3 separate regions of the Homo sapiens genome follow, and all the other regions are linked to region 3. Evidence: chromatin loops called from intact Hi-C (ENCODE). Cell type or tissue: mammary epithelial cell. All regions are shown on one strand. Links, peaks and the distances in the headings refer to the core of each region. The heading gives the core; the rest is flanking DNA. Region 1 overlaps ARHGEF4 (Rho guanine nucleotide exchange factor 4). Region 2 overlaps ARHGEF4 (Rho guanine nucleotide exchange factor 4). Region 3 overlaps ARHGEF4 (Rho guanine nucleotide exchange factor 4).

Region 1 (6,699 bases), core at 1,060-6,059, 130 kb before region 3:
ACACCTGACCTTAGGTGATCCACTCCAAAGTGCTGGGATTACAGGCATGAGCCACCGCGCCCTGCAAATGAGACATTATTTGTAAAGCACTCAACGCAGAGCTTGAGACAAAGAACTATCTGGCAGGATGTTGAAATTGCCAAGGTTTAGGGTAAGATTAGTGTTGGGGGAGAGATGACAGTGAGTCAGAAACTAAAATCTTCAAGGGCTAAGGAGTGTGATCCAGGGCTCAGTACATAGCTGTAGTAAGAGCGGTTGTAGATGGCACAGTCCAAATATATGACATTCAAGGGCCAAGTGACTTGAGACCTTGGGCTTCTGCCCTTGCTGGTGGGAGTTCATCACTAAGAGACTACAGCTGTGCGTGAGCTGTTTCTGAGGCCATCCTCCGCAGACGTACAAGGTTTTGCTATAGTGAATGCTTCGGGAGATGTAAGGAGGGAGCGCTCACTGTGGCTCAGAAGTGCTGGAGGACCATCCTGGAGGGCGGCCCTTGCGTGGGCGAGATGGCGATCCAGAGCAGATGGTGATGCCACGTGCAGCCAGTGAGGACCACAGGCTGGTGTACTGGGCGGGGAGTGACTGGTCTGGTTGCAGCAGGTGTGTACGAGAACCACCTTGGCCAAAAGGGCGTGGTTGGAGGCCCACGCCAAGCTGGCTGGCAAAACAGGTACCCCCTCTCTAGTCTGGGTGGTTGACACAGAGCCTCAGGCAGCGCTTGGGGTAATCAAGAGGGGCTGGGGTGCAGCAGTCAAAACACCAGTGTGAACAGGACATTGAGAATGGCCGGACAGGAAGCGAGCCTGGGCACTGACAGCCTCAAGCAGGGATAGACCTGCAAAGAAATCCCCAAGCCCGCTTTCCCAATTGTCTTAGCTATTCTCAGCTCCTTTCACAAAAGGTAGGGGCTGTTTGTTTGTTCGTCTTTGAGAAAGGGTCTCAACAGGTCCTGGACAGAGAGGAAATCATTTAGGAAGCAACAGGTGTGGTTGCCCATGGCTAGGCTGGGCCCAGGAGGGCCTGTTCCTTCCTGTTTCCAGCCCTCAGGCCTTGTCTGAGTCAGCTTGGGCTGGCTGGGTGGGTGGCTTACACAGCAGACATCTATTTCCCCCAGGTCTAAAGGCTGGACGCCCGTGGTCAGGTTCCAGGGAGGGCTCCCTTCCAGGTTGCAGAAGGCCACCTTCTCACTGTGTCCCCACGTGGTGGGAGGGGTGAGTGAGCTTTCCGGTGGCTTTTTGCATAAAGGCACTAATCCCACTCATGAGGGCGACACCCTCATGACCTAACCACCTCCCAACAGTCTCCTCTCAATACCCTCACCTTGGAAGTTAGGATTTCAACATATGAACTTGGGGGAAGGACAGAGGCCTTCAGTCCTTTGCAAGCCTGAAGTCCAAACCCTGTTTCTGCTCACTGAGGTTACTGACTAAAGCAAAGTGCCACAAACTAGTGCGAACACAGACGCAGGGGACTTCACCCGTACCCTCTCTCGGAGATTTTTCTCATTTAAAAGAAGCAGAAAATGAAATGTCTGTGGGTGCAGGCAGGAGGGCCAGGGTGGGGGTCTCAGTTTGCACCCCGTCAAGCAGATCCTCCCCATCCACAATGGGCTGAGTCCCCCGAGGGACAGGGACATAGGGCTGGACATCTTGTCTAGGTTGTTTGCTTTTTTGTCATTTTAGCTCCTGTTTTTATTTTGATTTCTTTTCTGTCTGTTTAAAAAGACTTCTGGCTCCCCTTTCTGCCTGAGGTTTCATAGCTGACTGCCCCTCCTCACCTTTGGTGGTGATGCATCTCCTGTCCCCTTTCTACCTCTAACCCCTATGAGTTATTTTCCAGGATACCATTGAGAAATTGAGGGTTTTTCAAGGAGCGAGATGCCAGAACCTCTGTGCCCTCTCTGACGGTACTCGGATGTAGTGGGCAGACAGTGAGGATTTGTTGAACTGACTGGGTGGACCCACAGCATCTTCTCACACCAGACTTAAGAGGGTGGCCAGTGGGCATGGGGCCTCTCTGCCAGGCCGTTTTCCTGCTTCCCTGCTGAGACCGAGTGTGCTGGGTGAGCAGCCCCTTCCTGAATGATGGCAGGGCCCTGAGGTCCCTGGGGTGCCAGAGCTCCCTCTTCTGTGGAATGCCGGAGCAGTGTGCTCACCGTTCCCTGTGTGTATAAGCTCAGAATTTTTTTCAGAATAAAAAAGCACAACTCAAAAACAGATCGACTTCTCAGATGTCTCTTCTCTTCATCTTTCTTTTCCTTCCCTTCCCCACTAAAAATACTGTGTTCTGTTATTTACAACACTTTTCTAAATGTCTTGCATGGTGTTGACTTAGTAGCTGGGACCTGGGAAACCAGAGGCAGGAATGGAGTCGCCTGGACCTGGCCCAGTCACAGAGCCAGGGGCAGGGCCCACGCATGTCTGCAGGGGCAGTGGGTGGGACAGGCAGAGCTGCAGTGAATGATGGCACGTGGGTTGAGTGCCCTCTGATGCAGCCGTGGGCACACTGGTCTTCCAAGAGGCCTTAGGAAACCAGTGTCCTGCCTCCTGGTGTCTGCAGGCAGATGGCCTAGGCTGGAAACTGGGGTCTGTCACTATCTGTGTGACTGTGTGTGAATTCCTCAGCCTCCTGAGCTTCAGCCTCCTCATCTATAAAATATGGAATAATAGGTATCTTTTCAGGGTACTTGAGCATTAAATGAGTGAATTTATGTAAAGTTCATGGAATAATGAAGTGCTCCATTAATATTAACTATCGTCATCACCAACATCATCGTCAACATTATATATCCTCCTACTGATTTTATGCAAAGTTATTTTATGTTGTGATGGCAAGAAGTGTGTGGAAATTCCAAAAAGGGTGTAATGATTTCACCAAATAGTTTGGAAGGCTTTTGAAGGAGGCAGGAAATGAGCTGAGCCTGGAGATGTTATCAGTAACAGTATCTGAATAGGCAGGAGAGCATTCACAGAAACTCAATTTATACACACACACACGCATACACATGCACACACACGTGCACACATGCATGCACACAGACACACATAGGCACGTGCACACACACACACACACCCACACTATAGTTTAATGGTTAAAGAGTACAGACCCTGGAAGCAGATTATACTTGTTAGATGACTAGTTTTGCCATTTTCTAGCTATGTAACATTGTCGAAGCTGCTTAAATTCTCTATGTCTCAGTGTATTGTTTTGTAAGATGAAGATGATTATAATGCCTATCTCAGAGGACTGTAATTACAATAAAAAGCTCTCAACAGTGGTAGCTGGCATTATTAGCAGCAGCGCACCTGATATATGGTGGCTGGCATGATTTTTAATACTTTGAGGGCTAAAGGGCAAGTTGCAACACCTGTTCTGAGCGTTCATCCTCTGCTGGACGAAGTAAAACATTTAGAAAGCGATAACAAGTAACCATGATACAAAGCAATATATGGAACTGCCCCTGAGTGGCAGCAGAGTTAGAGAAATACTGTTGAAGGGCCAGGCCCTCATTATTTTGTTTCCAGGGCCAGCAGAATGTTGCTGGTGGCCCTTGAGGCCGGACCCTGCTGCCTCCTGGAATCATACGCCATAGAACAGTGATGATTACAAGCTGAGGACTCTTCAGGATCTGTGCTAACCAGGAAGAGGCTCGGCCTCTCTAGGCCCCTCCAGCTTCTTCATCAATAAATGAAGACAAAATCTGTTACCTTACAGGGCTATAGGAGAGAATGAAAAGAGGTACCATATTTGAAAGTACGTAGTTTGAAGGCATTCAAGTTTATGATGCCATTACTAATCTACTCCATACTTCCACCTTTCTCCCTGGTATACATCACTTCTGTTTAATGCATGTCAGCTCTCAAATACTGTTAGCCTTTCTACTGTCTCATCTCCCTTCACTGGAGTGGCTCTGAGTTTGGGCATATGTCAGATGTTTGAAGGCACTGTAATCATGTTTACTTGTGCATTACAGCCTGCTCTGAGGGACAGTCTTGTCCAACGTTAAGAGGAAAGTCAACAGGGTTGAATACAGGATTGCATAACCTATGGTGATATGAATTGAACAGGAAGCAAAGGACAAAAGAACTAACATGTTTTTAGCTTAGTATGTGCTGGGATTACAGGCGTGAGCCACCGCGCCCGGCCTACATAATAGCATTAATTCATTCAAGAGGAAAGAACCCTCGTGGCCCAATCACATCTTAAAGGTCTCATCGTAATACTGTTACAATGGCAACTAAGTTTCCCACACATGCTTTTTGTAGTGGAGGGGGGTGAGGGCATATTCAAACCATAGCACTCTCTTTTTTCTTATTCTTTTTTTTTTTTTTTTTTTTTTTTAGATGGAGTCTCCCTCTGTCGCCCAGTCTGGAATGCAGTTGTGCAATCTCGGCTCACTGCAACCTCTGCCTCCTGGGTTCAAGCGATTCTCCTGCCTCAGCCTCCCGAGCAGCTGGGACTACAGGCGCCCGCCACCATGCCTGGCTAATTTTTTTGTATTTTTAGTAGAGATGGGGTTTCACCATGTTGGCCAGGCTGGTCCAGAACTCCTGACCTAGTGATCCACCCATCTCGGCCTCCCAAAGTAATGGGACTACAGGTGTGAGCCACCATGCCCGGCCTTTTCTTCTTTTATTTTGTAATTTAATATACTCATAACTTCATGAGACATGTAGAGTTTAACAGAGTTACAAAGCAAATACCCACATAATCACACTGTGAATCAAGAGACTGTTCACACCCAGCACTCTAGAAGCCTCTGGAAACCCCTTCCCAGTCTGTTGTGATCACATGTTTAATTTTATCAAGGCTCTTCTTTCTGGACTGCTTGGTGTGCTCAGATATCTTTTAAATCTGTGACTGTGGGAAATTATATTCATTGGTTTTCTTGTATTTAATCAACTTTGCCTCCTTGGTGCTTACCCAATTTGGCCCTTATTTATTTTATTCTTACTATGTTGATGGATTTGATTTGATGATGCTTTGTTTTAGATTTCTGTATCTGATGAGATTAGTCTGTAATTTTTCTTTCTCATTGCTGTTTTTTTTTGCCAGGTTTTAAGATCAAGGAGGTATTAACCTTATAAAATGAATCAAGTGTTACTTTCTGAAAAAAAATTCTGAAAGATTTTTATAAGATTGGATGATTTGGCCGGGCATGGTGGCTCATGCCTGTAATCCCAGCACTTTGGGAGGCTGAGGTGGGCGGATCATGAGGTCAGGAGATCGAGACTATCCTGGCTAACATGGTGAAACCCCTTCTCTACTAAAAATACAAAAAAAATTAGCCAGGCATGGTGGCGGGCACCTGTAGTCCCAGCTACTTGGAAGGCTGAGTCAGGAGAATGGCGGGAACCCGGGAGGTGGAGCTTGCAGTGAGCCGAGATCGCGCCACTGCACTCCAGCCTGGGTGGCAGACCGAGACTCTGTCTCAAAAAAAAAAAAAAAGGTTGGATGATTTATCCCTTCAATATCTGGTAAAATTTGCTAACGAAGTTTCCTTTGGGGAAAAAAAATTAGTAATAATTCAATTCCTTTAATGGTTGTTGAAGTAGTCACAATTTCTATTTCTTCTTGAGTCACTTTTGGTAATTTTTTTTTTTGTAGATGGATATACAGTGTGTCCAGCAGCATTTGTTGAAAAGACTGTCCTTTCCCCAGTGATGACTGTGGCACCAACAAAGCAATCTATTTGTAGGCTCATGTGGATTAATTTCTGGTCTCTATTTGGCTCCATTAATCTAGTTAGTATCCTTACACCAATGTCACACTATCTTGATTACTGTCACTTTATAGTCTTAAAAGTCTTGAAATCAGGCAGTGTAGTTTCCCAATGTTGTTTTTCTTTTTAAAGGTTGTTTTAGCTAGTCTTAAGATATTTGCATTTCTATATAAATTTTAGAATCACATTAGAATTTCTACAAAAAGCCTGCTGGAGCTGGGCATGGTGGCATGTGTCTGTAGTCCCAGCTACTTGGGAGGCTGAGGCAGGAGGATGGTGTGAGCCCAGGAGGTCAAGGCTACAATGAGCCATGATCATGCCCTTGCACTCCAGCCTGGGTGATAGAACAAGACCCTGTCTCCAAAAAAAAAACAAAAAGGCTGCTGGAATTTTGATTATACCAAATCTGCAGATCAGATATGAGGAGAACTGGCACTTAACAATATTAAGCCTAGTTTTGTTAAATTATAATTTTGTGAGAATTTGTCCATGTCATCTAACTGCTCACATTAATTGACCTATTTTTATCATAAACCCTTTTATTAGTGTCTTTTAATGTCTGCAACATTCATCATGATACCGACTTTTTTTCATTCCTCTACTAGTTACGTATGTGTTTGCTTTTTCCTTGATCAATCTTTTGAGGTTTGTAAATTTATTCGTTAAGGAGTTCTTGGTTTCTGAAAACAACAACAAAATGACAAAAGTGTCCATTTTAGCAGTTTATTTCTCTGAATGAGCCTTTATAATCAGCAGTAGCTTTCCTCCAAGTGACAGTTCAGGAACCCAGGCCATTTCTGTGGTTGGCCCGGCTGTCCTCACCATGTGGTCTCCAGGACGGCGTCCTTTGCCTCCACTGTGCTGGGAAGGAGGATGGAGGACCACGCCGGCAGGGTTTCATGGGCTGGGGCCGAATGTCACTCTTGCTCACATTTCATAGACTAGACCTGAGTCCAGGGACATGGTCTGTCAGGGAG
Region 2 (6,699 bases), core at 499-5,498, 97 kb before region 3:
TCAGCGGATGGGTCTCCACTACCCCGGGAGGGGTAGCGCCATCTCCATGGTTTCTCTTGGAAGCTACAGCTACGTGGACAGCAGTTCAGGGGACCCTGAAAGACCCAAGATTCCCAAGGGCCAGACCAGTTTCCTGCTTTCTCTGCAGACGCTAAACCAAGATGAGCAGAAGGAAGAGAGCAGGGAAGGAGGCCAGGGTCCGCGCGGCTTGGGCACAGTGCCCTGGCTCAGGGACCTTCCTGGGAGTGAGGTGAGTATCTGAATCGCACCAAGCCTTTCCTGACCTCTGCAGGCAAGAGAAGGAGGGGAGCAGGCGGGAATCTTCCTGAGGGGAGAGGTAAAATAGGAAGGCCAGGCCAAAATTGCCCCCGTTACACTCCCAGCCGCCCCCCCTCCCCCAGTGAACACAGCGGGTGACCAACTTCTTGAACGTTACCAAGCTAACAAGCCAGAATTGGCATTTCATGATCATTTCGTGTTTTTCTTTAATTTCAAGCCATTTGAATTTTCTTTTGTATGAACTGCCTGCTCCCTGGGCACTGCCCATTTTCTTTTCTTTTCTTTTTCTTTTTTTCTTTTTTTTTTTTTTTTTGAGACGGAGTCTCGCTCTGTCGCCCAGGCTGGAGTGCAGTCGCTCCATCTCGGCTCACCGCAACCTCTGCCTCCCGGATTCAGGCAATTCTCTGCCTCAGCCTCACGAGTAGATTGGATTACAGGCACCCGCCACCACGCCTGGCTAATTTTTGTTATTTTAGTAGAGACGGGGTTTCACCATGTTGGCCAGGCTGGTCTTGAACTCCTGACCTCGTGATCCACCCGCCTCGGCCGGCACTGCCCATTTTCTATTGAACGGTCTGTGCAGGCTTTTGTGTTAAACCTAGTTCTTCTCCACTGTGGCATTTAAAAAAATTCCTCATGTTGTCTTCTAGTACTTTAATGGCTTCTACTTTATCGTATTTAGAATTTGATCCAGCTGGACTTACTTCGTATAAAGAGACAGGAAATGTTGGTGCTTCTGAAATGTTTAGTGCAGTAAGATGGTCTCTCCCACAAAGTGACCGCTTCTGTCCAGGATAGGTTAGCAGGGTCAGGCACAGAACGGAGCAGAGAAGGGTTGGATTTCTCATCCCAGCTGCCCTTGGAAGGAGAGAGCTTTTCTGGAAATTGCAGAGCGTGCCCTGGAGACTGCGAAAAGTAAAAAGTAAGGCTCCCTCAGCTTCTTTAGACCAAGCGATGCCGAGTCTTCCGCGCGCCCAGAGCCGGGGAGCGCAGGCCACAGCCACCCCACGCGGTGGCCTCTCGGGCGCTCCCCTCCGCCTGCAGGCAGATGTCAGCCACACCTGGGCTCACGGGCTGCGCAGCTGGGAGGGCGGCAGATAAGGTGCTGGCAGAGCGCCTCCAGGCCAGGTGGGCTGCTAAGAGGGGCGGAGCTGGGCGAGAAGGGGTTTCCCAGCAGAGCATCCCACAAGGCCGAGTGGACAGCATACATTGAAATAGGATCACTACCAGCAGGAAATGGCTTCACCTCCTCAGTCTGTTTGTGTATCTCTACGCAGTTAAACACTAAAGGTTTTTTGTTGTTTTGGGGGGAGGGTTACTTTTTTTCGTTACTGTTACTACTGAAGTTTAAAAACAAAGCCAAACAATACAGATGTAGAAAGGAAAAGGCCTCTCCCCAAAACCGTCTAATCCCACTCCATGCAAGGAAACACTGCCCTATACTAAGGTGTCTCATCTTTCATTGTGTTCTCACACAGGGCTTATGGGGCAGTTTGGGGAGAGGGAATTACACCGCGGGGTCAGACATACACATTGCTCTGCATCTTTCTTGCTTGCTTAATACAGCAGGTAAAGCCCTCCAGCGCCTCATGTTCATGGCTCTGTTTAGAAGTTCCATAATAGTTCAGAGTATGGCCATGCTGTATTTCCTTTCACGGTTCTTCTACTGATTGGCATTGAGGTAATCTCTAGTTTGGGGTCTTTATAAATAACGCTTCAGCAGCACCCTTGAGCATGCGTCCTTAGATATCGATGCTTTTATTTATGTCTGTTGGATATAAAAGTGGGATTGCACAAAGGGCAGGGGTATTTTAATAGCTTTCAGATTACTTCTGAAATGATTGGCAATCAACACTCAACAGCAGTATCTGAGTGCCCATTTCCTCACACCCCTCCAACTTAGTTGCTTATTGCCCTTTTGTGTTTCTGATCACCTGAAAATACATAGAGAACTTGATTTACAAGTAAAAAGACATTTTAGTGTTAGGCAACTCAGAGTTAAATCAAGTAGTCAAAAAAAGATTTTACAGTATTTGAATTAACAAGCCTGATTTAATAGTGATATAGGCCATGCGTGGTGGTTCACACCTGTAATCCCAGCACTTTGGGAGGCCGAAGCGGGCGGATCACCTGAGGTCAGAAGTTCGAGACCAGCCTGGCCAACATGGTGAAACCCCGTCTCTACTAAAAATATAAAAATTAGCTGGGCCTGGTGGTGGGCGCCTGTAATCCCAGCTACTTGGGAGGCTGAGGCAGGAGAATCACTTGAATCCGGGAGGCAAAGGTTGCAGTGAGCCAAGATCACACCACTGCACTCCAACCTGGGCGACAGAGTGAGACTCCCTCTCAAAAAAAAAAAAAGTGATATATACATATCTGTCTCTATGTGTCTGTGTATACACACACATGCACACACATACATGGTGCAGAAGCACATACTGGAAGGCAGATATTCCTGGAAGTGGTCCCTGTGCTCACGTTGTGCATGGGATGGAGCAGGTGCTTTGGGCCTCAGGCACACACCTGGACAGCCTGCTTGGTTTGTTGGGGTTTTTTTTTGTGTGTGTGTCTTTCTGTTTGTTTTTTGTTTATTTTGTTTGATTCAGCGTCTTGCTCTGTCTCCCAGACTGGAATGTGGTGGCGAGATCACGGTTCACTGCAGCCTGGATCTCCCAGGCTCAAGCAATCCTCTTGCCTCAGCCTCCCAAGTTGCTGAGCCCCCAGGCATGCGCCACCACACCCAGATAATTTTTTAATTTTTTGTAGTGACAGAGTCTCACCTTGTTGCCCCAGTTGGAGTCTGCATGGGTTTTAACAAATAGTAAGTGAGATGATGATTATAAAGTATACAGCAAAGGGCCAGGCATGAAGCGGGTGCCAGATAAATGTGAGTTCGTATTCCTCTTTATGTTTCATTCCTTACTGGAGAAGAGGAAGGCCTAGTACACTGCGCCATCAGACCACAGACAGGAGAACAGCAGGTACATAGGGAACGGGAAGGGAAGCAAAGCTCAGAAAGGTTCCCTCTGTCTGGTAGAACCCTGGATGGTGCTGGAATGTGAAACTCCCCTTGGAGAAATGACTGCGCCATCTTGTGGGCATTCCTGGGAGAGCAGGCTCTGATGGTGAGAGTAATTTGCAAGGAATTCAGTCAGTTATTCCCACTTCGTATTAAGGAGCAGCAGTTCTCTTATCCCAATCTTTTAAAACAACCATTCTTAATATTTTGTTGTTTACTTCTAGATTTCTTCCACAGACAAGTTTTATATATGTAACATAGCTGTGATAATATCGTGTATAGAGATCTTAATTTTCTGTGACTTTACATCCTGCAGTTTCTTTAAAGCTTTTCAAAGTCAAGAAATAGAGAAGACTTACAGAACAGCATAATACATAAATGTGTAGACATATATTGTCAACAGACACTGGATGACCTCCACCAGGTCATGAAACACCACATCCCCCACCCTGCCCCCTTCCTGCCACCTCCCTTCCTCCTCCCTGCCCTACCCACTATGCCCCATCTCATGGTGTTCACTTGCATTTCATTATCGTGTTACTACTTTATTACTATGGGTGTGGGGGTGGCCTGTTTTGAGGTTTATATAAACAAAATCTTACACATTGCTTTAAACTTTACTCAGTCTATTTTGTGTCTGCCTTCCCCTGCTCTAATTAAGAATCATCCTGTGGACTGGGTGCGGTGGCTCACGCCTGTAATCCTAGCACTTTGGGAGGCAGGGGCGGGCGGATCACGAGGTCAGGAGATCTCTCATCAGCATGTTGAATTGCTCCGAATCATCATAACACATTGTATTTCTCAGTGAGCTGCTGATGGACTTGGGGGTTGTGCCCGTTTGGGGCTGCTGTGAACATTTGGGTCAGGGGCCTACTGCACGTGCATGTATATTTCTGTGGGTTGCATTTTAGGGGTGTCCTTGGGGGATGCATATCTTTAGTCATACTAAATACTGTCAAATTATTTTTCCAAAGTGATTGCATCAAATTACACTCTCTCATTAGGAGTATCCTTTGCTCTCTGTTCTCATTCACATTTGGTTGATACTGTCAGCCTTTTTAATTTTAGCCATTCTGCTAGGTGTGTAGCAGTATCTCACTGTGATTTTAGTTTTCATTTTCCTGATGTCTGAAGAGGCTAAGGAACTTTTGTTTTTGTTTTTTGAGACCAAGTCCCCCTCTGTCACCCAGGCTGGAGTGCAGTGGTGCGATCTCAGCTCACTGCAACCTCTGCCTCCTGGGTTCAAGCAATTCTCCTGCCTCAGCCTCCCAAGTAGCTGGGACTATAGGCGCCTGCCACCACGCTCAGCTGATTTTTGTATTTTTAATAGAGATGGGGTTTCACCATGTTGGCCAGGCTGGTCTCAAACTCCTGAGGTCAAGTAATCCACCTGCCTTGGCCTCCCAAAGTGCTGGGATTACAGGCATGAGCCACTGCACCTGGCCTAAGGAACTTTTTATGTGCTTTTCAACACTCTGGATACCCTTGTCAAACTAAAATAATCAAAAAGGTCAGAATCTAGTTTAAAAAGAGTTTATTCAGGCCGGGCGCAGTGGCTCAAGCCTGTAATCTCAGCACTTTGGGAGGCCGAGGCAGCAGGATCACCTGAGGTTAGGGGTTCGAGACCAGCCTGACCAACATGGAGAAACCCTGTCTCTACTAAAAACCACAAAAATTAGCCGGGCATGGTGGCGCATGCATATAATCGCAGCTAGTTGGGAGGCTGAGGCAGGAGAATCGCTTGAACCCAGGAGGTGGAGGTTGCGGCGAGCCGAGATTGCACCGTTGCACTCCAGCCTGGGCAACAAGAGTGAAACTCTGTCTCAAAAAAAAAAAAAGAGTTTATTCAGCACAGAAGTCGAGGACTGCAGCCTGGGACACACTTCCAAGTTGCCTTGGAGAGTGCTCCAGAGAACAAAAGAGAGGCTCAAATTTTTTAAAGAAAAAAAGGAGGAATCAGGAGAGGGAGTGAGTACAAATGTTGTTTATCAGGAATTCTCATTGGTTTATGGAAGTAACACCGGTTGGTGATTGGCTATACCTTGTTGAGCTATAAGGTATGTGGCATTTTATGACTCCTCAGAGTGAGTTAGTCTAGAGTCCGCATAGCAAGTGGCTCCAAGAGGTAGCTATTTAGCTGAGGGGGAGTGAGATATTATGTCTTAAATGCCTTTTGGGTTTGGGCCTGATAATTTAAAGGGCTCACATTCCTCAGATTTTTTTTTTTCACTCTCTTGTGGGACATGTCTCTCCTAGTCTGTCATCCATTTGTTTTGGGGTTGTCTTTCTCTTACTGATTCTTGATAGAATTGCATTGTGGGTAAATGTGCCACAGATATTTCCTATTTTGTGTGGCTTGTCTTTTCCCTCTTTAATGATATATATATATATATATTTTGTTTGAGATGGAGTCTTGCTCCGTCACCCAGGCTGGAGTGCAGTGGCACAATCTTGGCTCAGTGCAACTTCCGCTTCCCGGGTTCAAGCAATTCTCCTGCCTCAGCCTCCCAAGTAGCTGGGACTACAGGCGCGAGCCACAACACCCAGCTAATTTTTGTATTTTTAGTAGAGATGGGTTTCGCCATATTGGCTAGGGTGGTCTCGAACTCATGAGCTCAAGTGATCCACCCACCTCAGCCTCCCAAAGTGCTGGGATTACAGGCGTGAGCCATCGCGCCTGGGCATAATGATATCTTTTGATGAACAGAAATTCTCAATTTTAATGTTGTCAAGTGTATCCATCTTTTCTCTACCCCAAGGTCATGAAAAGAATCCCTTAAATTACCTTCTTAAAAACTTTCACGGCCTTGCTTATTACATGTAGGTCTCTGAGATGCCTGTAACTGGCATTTGTGTTCCATTCATCTGTTTGTCCGTCCTTCTGACACAGTATCTTAATCACTGTAGCTGTACAGTAAGCATTACTGACCAGTCTACCAGTTCCTCTCACGTGGTCATCAAGTCGATAAACTGAGCTCGCTGAGTGCCACTTGTGGGCGGGCAATGTTCTAGATGCAGCGGACACTGTACTGAATAATACAGCAGGATGTCCGTCCTCACAGCAGGACAGCATGCAGCAGTCAATAAATTAGTGAGCGAGTAAGATCATTTCAGATAAAAGGAAATGAGAAAGAGAGTTGAGAGGTTTGACGGTGGGGCACCCTTGGCTTGGAGATTTTGGGTCTGACATGTGAACCAAGTCTCAACTGATGAGGAAGCCATAGAGCCCTGGAAGGTCCAGCCTCATATGTTAGTAATGTGGAGGAATCCCCTCAGTCTTGCCATCGCCATTGGTGCCTGATGCTTTAGCTGCAGTCTTTCTTTTATTCTTTTCTTTTCTTTTTTTTTTTTTGAGACGGAGTCTTGCTGTGTCGCCCAGGCTGGAGTGCAGTGGCACGATC
Region 3 (6,699 bases), core at 1,200-6,199:
TTAAATAATTTTTGTAATGAAAATTGTTAATCATGACATGATTTATTTTATTGCAGAGCATTAGGGTGAAAATAATGAAAATTTTCATTAAAGGAATATGTGACATAACTTCATTATATTATATACAGTGTTGTATTGATTTGCCAAAACTTGTAATTTGGTAACGATATTGCATTCCTTGGGTTTGTACTCCAAAAGTCTGTGATCTAAAATGTTGAGTTACAGGCTGGTTCTGTTCAGTGAAAAATGAAAATGATTACCTGAATTTTGCAGCAACCTAAACTTAGAGGAACAGCTGTTCACATCCCTGGCATTTCACATTTGCCTAACATAACACTACCATGTGTCAGAAACCATGCTTCACTTACTGCTAAATCATGACACAGCCATGTTTTATGTAATTACTTTTTAAAGTAATTGTGACCACAAAGTCTTGTTTGTACATGAAGACCTGACCTTTGACTGATTTCCCAGGTTAGAAAAAGTCCTGCTGGAATTTTGATAGGAATTGCATTAAACCTATGCATCCATTTGGAAGCAACTGAAATCTTTATCCAGTTGAGCCCTCCAATCCATGAACACAGAATGTCTCTCCATATTTAGATCCTCTTTGATTTCTTTCAGTGCTCCATTATTTTAAAGCAAGTCCCAGACATCATGTAATTTGATCTGTAAATAGCATAGTATATGTCTTAAAACATAAGGTCTCTTTCTCTCTGTGCCACACTTTCTTCTCTGGCATTTTAAAAGCAGTGGTCTCCCTGAGGTGGGGATTGAAACAGATTTCTTGTAGGAGTCACTGCTTTTCTTGGCTAAAGGCTCCTCTTACCTTCAGTGAGATGGCACGACAGCACCAAATAGCCAGGGGTCCTTGGAGGGAGAGTAGGGGCAGCAAGGGGGTCCTCCTTGTGTAGGCAGAACGGCTAGAGACCCAGGGCAGGAGAGGTGTGGAGAGCGATGGGCACTGAGAGACGGGGAGCAGTTTTCCCCTGCCCTGGCTGCGGGTTGCCTGAGGGACCTCAGCATGTCTCACCTGTGTGTGAGCTGCGGGGCCTAGATCTGTGCGGCGCACCTAATGATACCTGCCTCACAGGTAGGCTGGAGTCACACACACAGCAGAAGGAGGGTTGTATGTTCTCAGAAAAAGTTATTTTCCCCCCACCAGGAAGAGAACTGGGAGACGAAGGAGCCTGAGAGAAGTTCAGTTTCTCCCAGGAGGGCCCAGACGCAGGTCTCTGCAGCAGAGCGCATTCCCACTTGGGACTGTAGATGGCTCAGGGTTTCTGTTGCCAAAGGAACAAAGCTCTCCAAATCTGAGGTTTTCAGTGAGCCGTTTGTACAACCTAAAAATTAAAAATCTGGAGCTGAGATGACTAAATGTAGTATTGGATCCTGAAACAGAAAAAGGCCATTTGGGAGAACCTGAGGAAATCTGAACAAAATCTGGACATCAGTGACTATCAGAGTCAGTGTTACTCCGTTCGCATGACAAATGTGCCATGCTAGTGTGAGACCTTATGGTCGGGGAGCCCTGGTGTGGGTGCCTGGGAACTCTGTGCTGGTTGACCGGTTGTTCTGTACATCTAAAACTGTTCTTTAAAAGTCTATCAAAAATAATCTTTTTAAAAAACAAAAGCTAGTCTGGGTGCAAGTGGCTCACGCTTGGAATCCCAGCACTTTGGGAAGCCAAGGGCGGATCACCTGAGGTCAGGAGTTCAAGACCAGCCTAGCGAACATGGCAAAACCCCATCTCTACTAAAAATAGAAACAAACTCAGTCCAGTGCAGAGAGCCCAGTGACCTGGCTGGCCGGCAAGCTTTGGCCCCTTGTGAGCGTGTGAAGAAACTTCACCTCTCTGGGCCCCAGCTTCCTCATCTGTAGAATGGACACATCATTTCGCCTTCCTTGTTCATGTCGCAAGGATGAAGTGAGAGGCCCCTGTAGGGCCACACCCGGACACGTATCCCAGTCCCGCAGCGCAGAGCCACTGGGGAGCCTGCACCTGCCGTTTTGCCCGGGCAGGGACCACATGCATGCCAGGGCTCCCCGGGAGCCTCACCTCTCACCCTCCTTCTTGCTTCTCACTCTACTCCAGCCACTCTGCAGTTCTTCCATGACCAGCAGCAACCCCACCCTCTTGCTTCTGGGACTAGATGCTGTCCCTGTTGCCTGGAACACTCTTCACCCCCCTTGCTACCCTGACACCTCCCAACGTGCCCCACCAGGATCTCCCAGGCCTGGTTGGGCCTCCTGTGCCTGTGGTTTCCCAGCATCATCACGCAACATTATTTGTTTAACTCCCTTATTTCCTGCCAGACCCCCATCACCTTCACATTGCATCCTCAGAACCCTGCGTGTGTCTGTGGCGCATACCCAATGGGCTCTGGATAAATACATTTGAGTGAATTCAGAAAGCAGTGAACCAATGCGCAGACGTGAACTGGAAGCACCTGGCTGTTTGGTGCTGGATGAACAGCCAGGCCGCCTGCACCCTGCCCAGTGCCCCCCATGCCCAGATTCCTGTTTCTACTCCAAGACTGTATGCCAGACTCTTTAGAGAAGTTTCTCAAAGGGCCCCAAGGCCATGTCAAAGACTGCATTGCCTGCATTTGCTGGAGCAGAGCTCAGTAAGTCAGTACTCACTTTGTTAATGGCTTTTGATGGACAGCAGTGGATCTCAAATTTGAGCATGCACCAGAGTCATCCAGAGGGCTATGCAGACACAACCTGGGGGCCCCACCCCAGAGTTTCTGATTCAGTGGGTCTGGGGACGGGTCTCAAGGATTTGCATCTCTACCAAGTTCCCTAAGTGCTGCTGCTGGTCTGGGGACCACACTTTGAGAACCACTGACTTGCAGGGCAGTAGGTCAGCATGGGAAAGAGATGCATAAGGAGGACATTCCTCCACCTCTCTCCCTGGGTGGGCAGAGCTACCTGCCTTCCCTTGTAAGGGGAAGCAGAAAATTGTTTGGCTGCTGTTCACCAGAGGCAAAGGCACCCTCACTGAGCATTTATCTAGAATCTAGAGCTCTTAGCTGCTGTGCTGTCTAAACACTGTTGGAATTTCAGAATGAATCAGAGACTGCTGACTTGTCTTCCTATAAAAAATTTAAAATCCAAAATCAAGACTGGCCTTTGTGTTGCTGGGCCATGTTGTTTTTGTTCATTTATTCACCTGCATACACCGTGGGGCACATGGTCCCATCCTTTAACGCTTTCCTATGAATTAGCTGTGTGAGACCCACAGTAGCTTTGTAAGAGAGTTTGAGCCCAGTCTAAGCAGACAAGTGACTGGCTCTCCCACTGGCTGTTTGCACAGAGCCTGGATCTCCTGGCTTCAGTCCCGGAGTCCTTCCCCCACCTTCACCTTCACTCCCTCTCCCACGAATGCCTGCTCAACCTTCCGTTCATGCAGTTGTGAAACCCTCAGGAAACACCTCCTCAATCCCACACCCTGTGCTGGGAGCTGGAATGTAAAATGATGAGTAAAAGTACTGGGAGACTCATGTTGAAACTCGCTTTTCTTTTCTCCCAGGCTGCAAATTTGCTAGATGAACAATCATTTTGTGAACTGCTGAGACCCCAGCTGGGACTACTGAAAAGCCAAGAAAAGTAGTGACTCCTACAAGAAATCTGTTTTATTCCCCTCGAGAGACCATTGCTTTTAAAATACCCCAGAAAAGAAAGTGTAGCAGCAAGACAGAGAGGGAGAGCAAGGGAAAGAGATGCCTTGCCTTTTAAGACATATACTATGCTATTCACGGATCAAATTATGTGATGTCTGGGACTTGTTTAAAATAGCAGAGAACTGAAAGAAATCAAAGAGGATCTAAATATGGAGAGAGATTCTGTGTTCATGGATGGGAGGGCTCAACAGAGTAAAGATTTCAGTTGTCTCCGAGTTGATACATAGGTTTAATGTAATTCCTATCAAAATCTCAGCAGGATTTTTTTCTAGCTATAGACAAGATTATTCTAAAATTTATATGGAAAGGCAAAGGAACAGGAATAGCTAAAACAGGAGGCCAGGGGAGGAAACAAAAAAGAATAGCTAAAACATTTCTGAAAAGAGGAATTAAGTAAGATGAACCACTCTACCAAATTTCAAGAATTATTTTATACCCACAGAAAACAAGACTATTTGGTATGAGAGGTGGATGAACACATTGATCAATGGGACAGAATAGAAAATCCAGAAATAGTGCCAAACAAGTACAGCCAACCAGTTGTTTAAACAATTGTGGTATAATCCACATGCCATTGTTATTTTCATATTTTGTTATTCTTGTTGTTTTTGTAATGACCATACTAAGGATGAACTGGCATACCGCTGTGATTTTTATTTGCATTTCCCTAATGATTAGTGATGTCGTATGTCCTTATTTATATGCTATTGACCATTCGTATGTCTTCTTTGAAGAAATGTCTATTCAAATCCTTTGCCTATTTTTGAGTTGGGCTAGTTTTTGAGTTTTTTGTTTGTTTTGTTTTTTGAGTTGTGGGAGTTTTTCAAAAATGTATTCTGGATGTTATTCCCTTATCAGATATATGATTTGCAGATATTTTCTTCCATTCTATGGGTTGCCTTTTCTCTCTTGATACTGTCCTTTAATGCACAAAAGATTTAAATTTTGATACAGTTCAATTTACCTATTTTTTTCCTGTTGCCTGTGCTTTTGGTCTTATATCCAAGAAATTATTTACAGATTCACTGCTGTAAAGCTTTCCCCTGTTTTCTTCTAAGAGTATTATAGTTTTAACTTTTATATTTAGGACTTTGTCCATTTTGAGTTAATTTTTATGTGTGTTAGGTAAGGGTTTAACTTCATTATTTTGCATTTGGATATCCAGCTTCCCAACACTGTTCGCTGTAAAGACTGTCTTTTCCCTCACAGTGTTAGCACCTTTGTCGAAAATCAATTGACCACATATGGGAGGGTTTATTTCTGGATCCTCTATTCAGTTCTATTGGTCTATATATCTATCCTTATGCCATTTCCACATTATTTGATTATTGTGACTTTGTAGTAAGTTTTGAAATCAGGAAATGCGGGTCCTCCAACTTTGTTTTTTTCAAAATAATTTTGGCTAGTCAGGACCCCTTGAGATTCCATGTGAATTTTAATGATGAATTTTTCTATGTGTGTAAAAAAATGCCACTGGGGCTGGGCGCAGTGGCTCATGCCTGTAATCTCAGCATTTTGGGAGGCTGAGGTGGGTGGATCACCTGAGGTTGGGAGTTCGAGACCAGCCTGACCAACATGGAGAAACCCTGTCTATACTAAAAATACAAGATTATCTCGGTGTGGTGTCACATGCCTGTAATCCCAGCTACCTGGGAGGCTGAGGCATGAGAATCGCTTGAACCCGGGAGGCGGAGGTTGCCGTGAGCTGAGATCGTGCCATTGCACTGCAGCCTGGGCAACAAGAGTGAAACTCTGTCTCAAAAAAAAAAAGTCATTGGATTTTTATAGGAATGCATTGAATACACAGATTGCTTTAGGTGGTATTGTCATCTTAAATATATTAAGACTTTCAATTTATGAACATGGGACGTCTTTCTTTGCTTTTTTTTTTTTCCAGCAATGTTTTGTAGCTTTTATTCTACACATCTTTGGCCTCCTTGGTTAAGTTTATTCCTAAGTATTTTATTCTTTGGTTTTTGTTTTTGTTTTTGTTTTTTTGAGATGGAGTCTCGCTCTGTCGCCCAGGCTGGAGTGCAGTGGCGCGATCTCGGCTCACTGCAAGCTCCGCCTCCCGGGTTCATGCCATTCTCCTGCCTCAGCCTCCTGAATAGCTGGGACTACAGGCGCCTGCCACCACGGCCGGCTAATTTTTTTGTATTTTTAGTAAAGACGGGGTTTCACTGTGTTAGCCAGGATGGTCTCGATTTCCTGACCTCGTGATCCGCCCGCCTCGGCCTCCCAAAGTGCTGGGATTACAGGCGTGAGCCACCATGCCTGGCCAGTATTTTATTCTTTTTAATGCTATTGTAATGAAATTTTCAAAAGTTTCCTTTTCAGATTACTCATTGCAAATATACAGAAATAAAACTGATTTTTGTGTGTTAATTTATATTCTGTAGCCTTGCTGAATTTTAGTAGCTTTAATAATTTTATTGTGGATTCTTTAAGGTATGCTACATGTAAGAAGATGTCATCTGCAAACAGATAATTTTATTTTTCCTTTTCAATGTGGATGTCCTTTATTCTTTTTCTTTATTTTATTTTATTTATTATACTTTAAGTTTTAGGGTACATGTGCACAATGTGCAGGTTTGTTACATATGTATACATGTGCCATGTTGGTGTGCTGCACCCATTAACTCTTCATTTAACATTAGGTATATCTCCTAATGCTATCCCTCCCCCCTCCCCCCACCCCACAACAGGCCCCAGTGTGTGATGTTCCCCTTCCTGTGTCCATGTGTTCTCATTGTTCAATTCCCACCTATGAGTGAGAATATGCGGTGTTCGGTTTTTTGTCCTTGCGATAGTTTGCTGAGAATGATGGTTTCCAGCTTCATCCATGTCCCTTTACAAAGGACATGAACTCATCCTTTTTTATGGATGCATAGTATTTCATGGTGTATATGTGCCACATTTTCTTAATCCAGTCTGTCGTTGTTGGACATTTGGGTTGGTTCCAAGTCTTTGCTATTGTGAATAGTGCTGCAATAAACTTACCTGTGCATGTGTC

What was found. Hi-C counts contacts between places; a loop is a spot of excess contacts. Peaks named below come from ENCODE experiments on the same cell type or tissue, not always from the same donor. Only the 100,000 strongest peaks of a DNase experiment are listed, where the experiment ranks them.
Region 1: it touches region 3 in a loop (2.9-fold over the local background); 2 of 110 quality-filtered maps call a loop at or near these places.
Region 2: a loop joins it to region 3, with 2.2 times the contacts of the local background. A loop is called at or near these places in 2 of 110 quality-filtered maps.

The regions. Positions count from the first base shown.
Region 1 is chr2:130,881,248-130,887,946 of GRCh38, forward strand. The region is part of intron 1 of ARHGEF4 (Rho guanine nucleotide exchange factor 4); the gene reads left to right. Among named protein-coding and RNA genes, the nearest start is that of ARHGEF4-AS1, 48 kb to the left of the region's middle. RefSeq lists an enhancer at 239-740. In mammary epithelial cell, for the core only: a CTCF peak has its summit at 3,474; a DNase peak (open chromatin) is centred at 1,064; H3K27ac peaks cover 358 bases.
Region 2 is chr2:130,917,249-130,923,947 of GRCh38, forward strand. It overlaps ARHGEF4 (Rho guanine nucleotide exchange factor 4), which reads left to right. Exons shown (of 14, transcript NM_001367493.1): 2 at 1-250. Among named protein-coding and RNA genes, the nearest start is that of ARHGEF4-AS1, 84 kb to the left of the region's middle. In mammary epithelial cell, for the core only: a CTCF peak has its summit at 3,372 (motif pointing left); a DNase peak (open chromatin) is centred at 3,343.
Region 3 is chr2:131,013,968-131,020,666 of GRCh38, forward strand. The region is part of intron 4 of ARHGEF4 (Rho guanine nucleotide exchange factor 4); the gene reads left to right. Among named protein-coding and RNA genes, the nearest start is that of SMIM39, 18 kb to the right of the region's middle. In mammary epithelial cell, for the core only: a CTCF peak has its summit at 3,593; a DNase peak (open chromatin) is centred at 3,434; H3K4me3 peaks cover 199 bases; H3K27ac peaks cover 2,486 bases.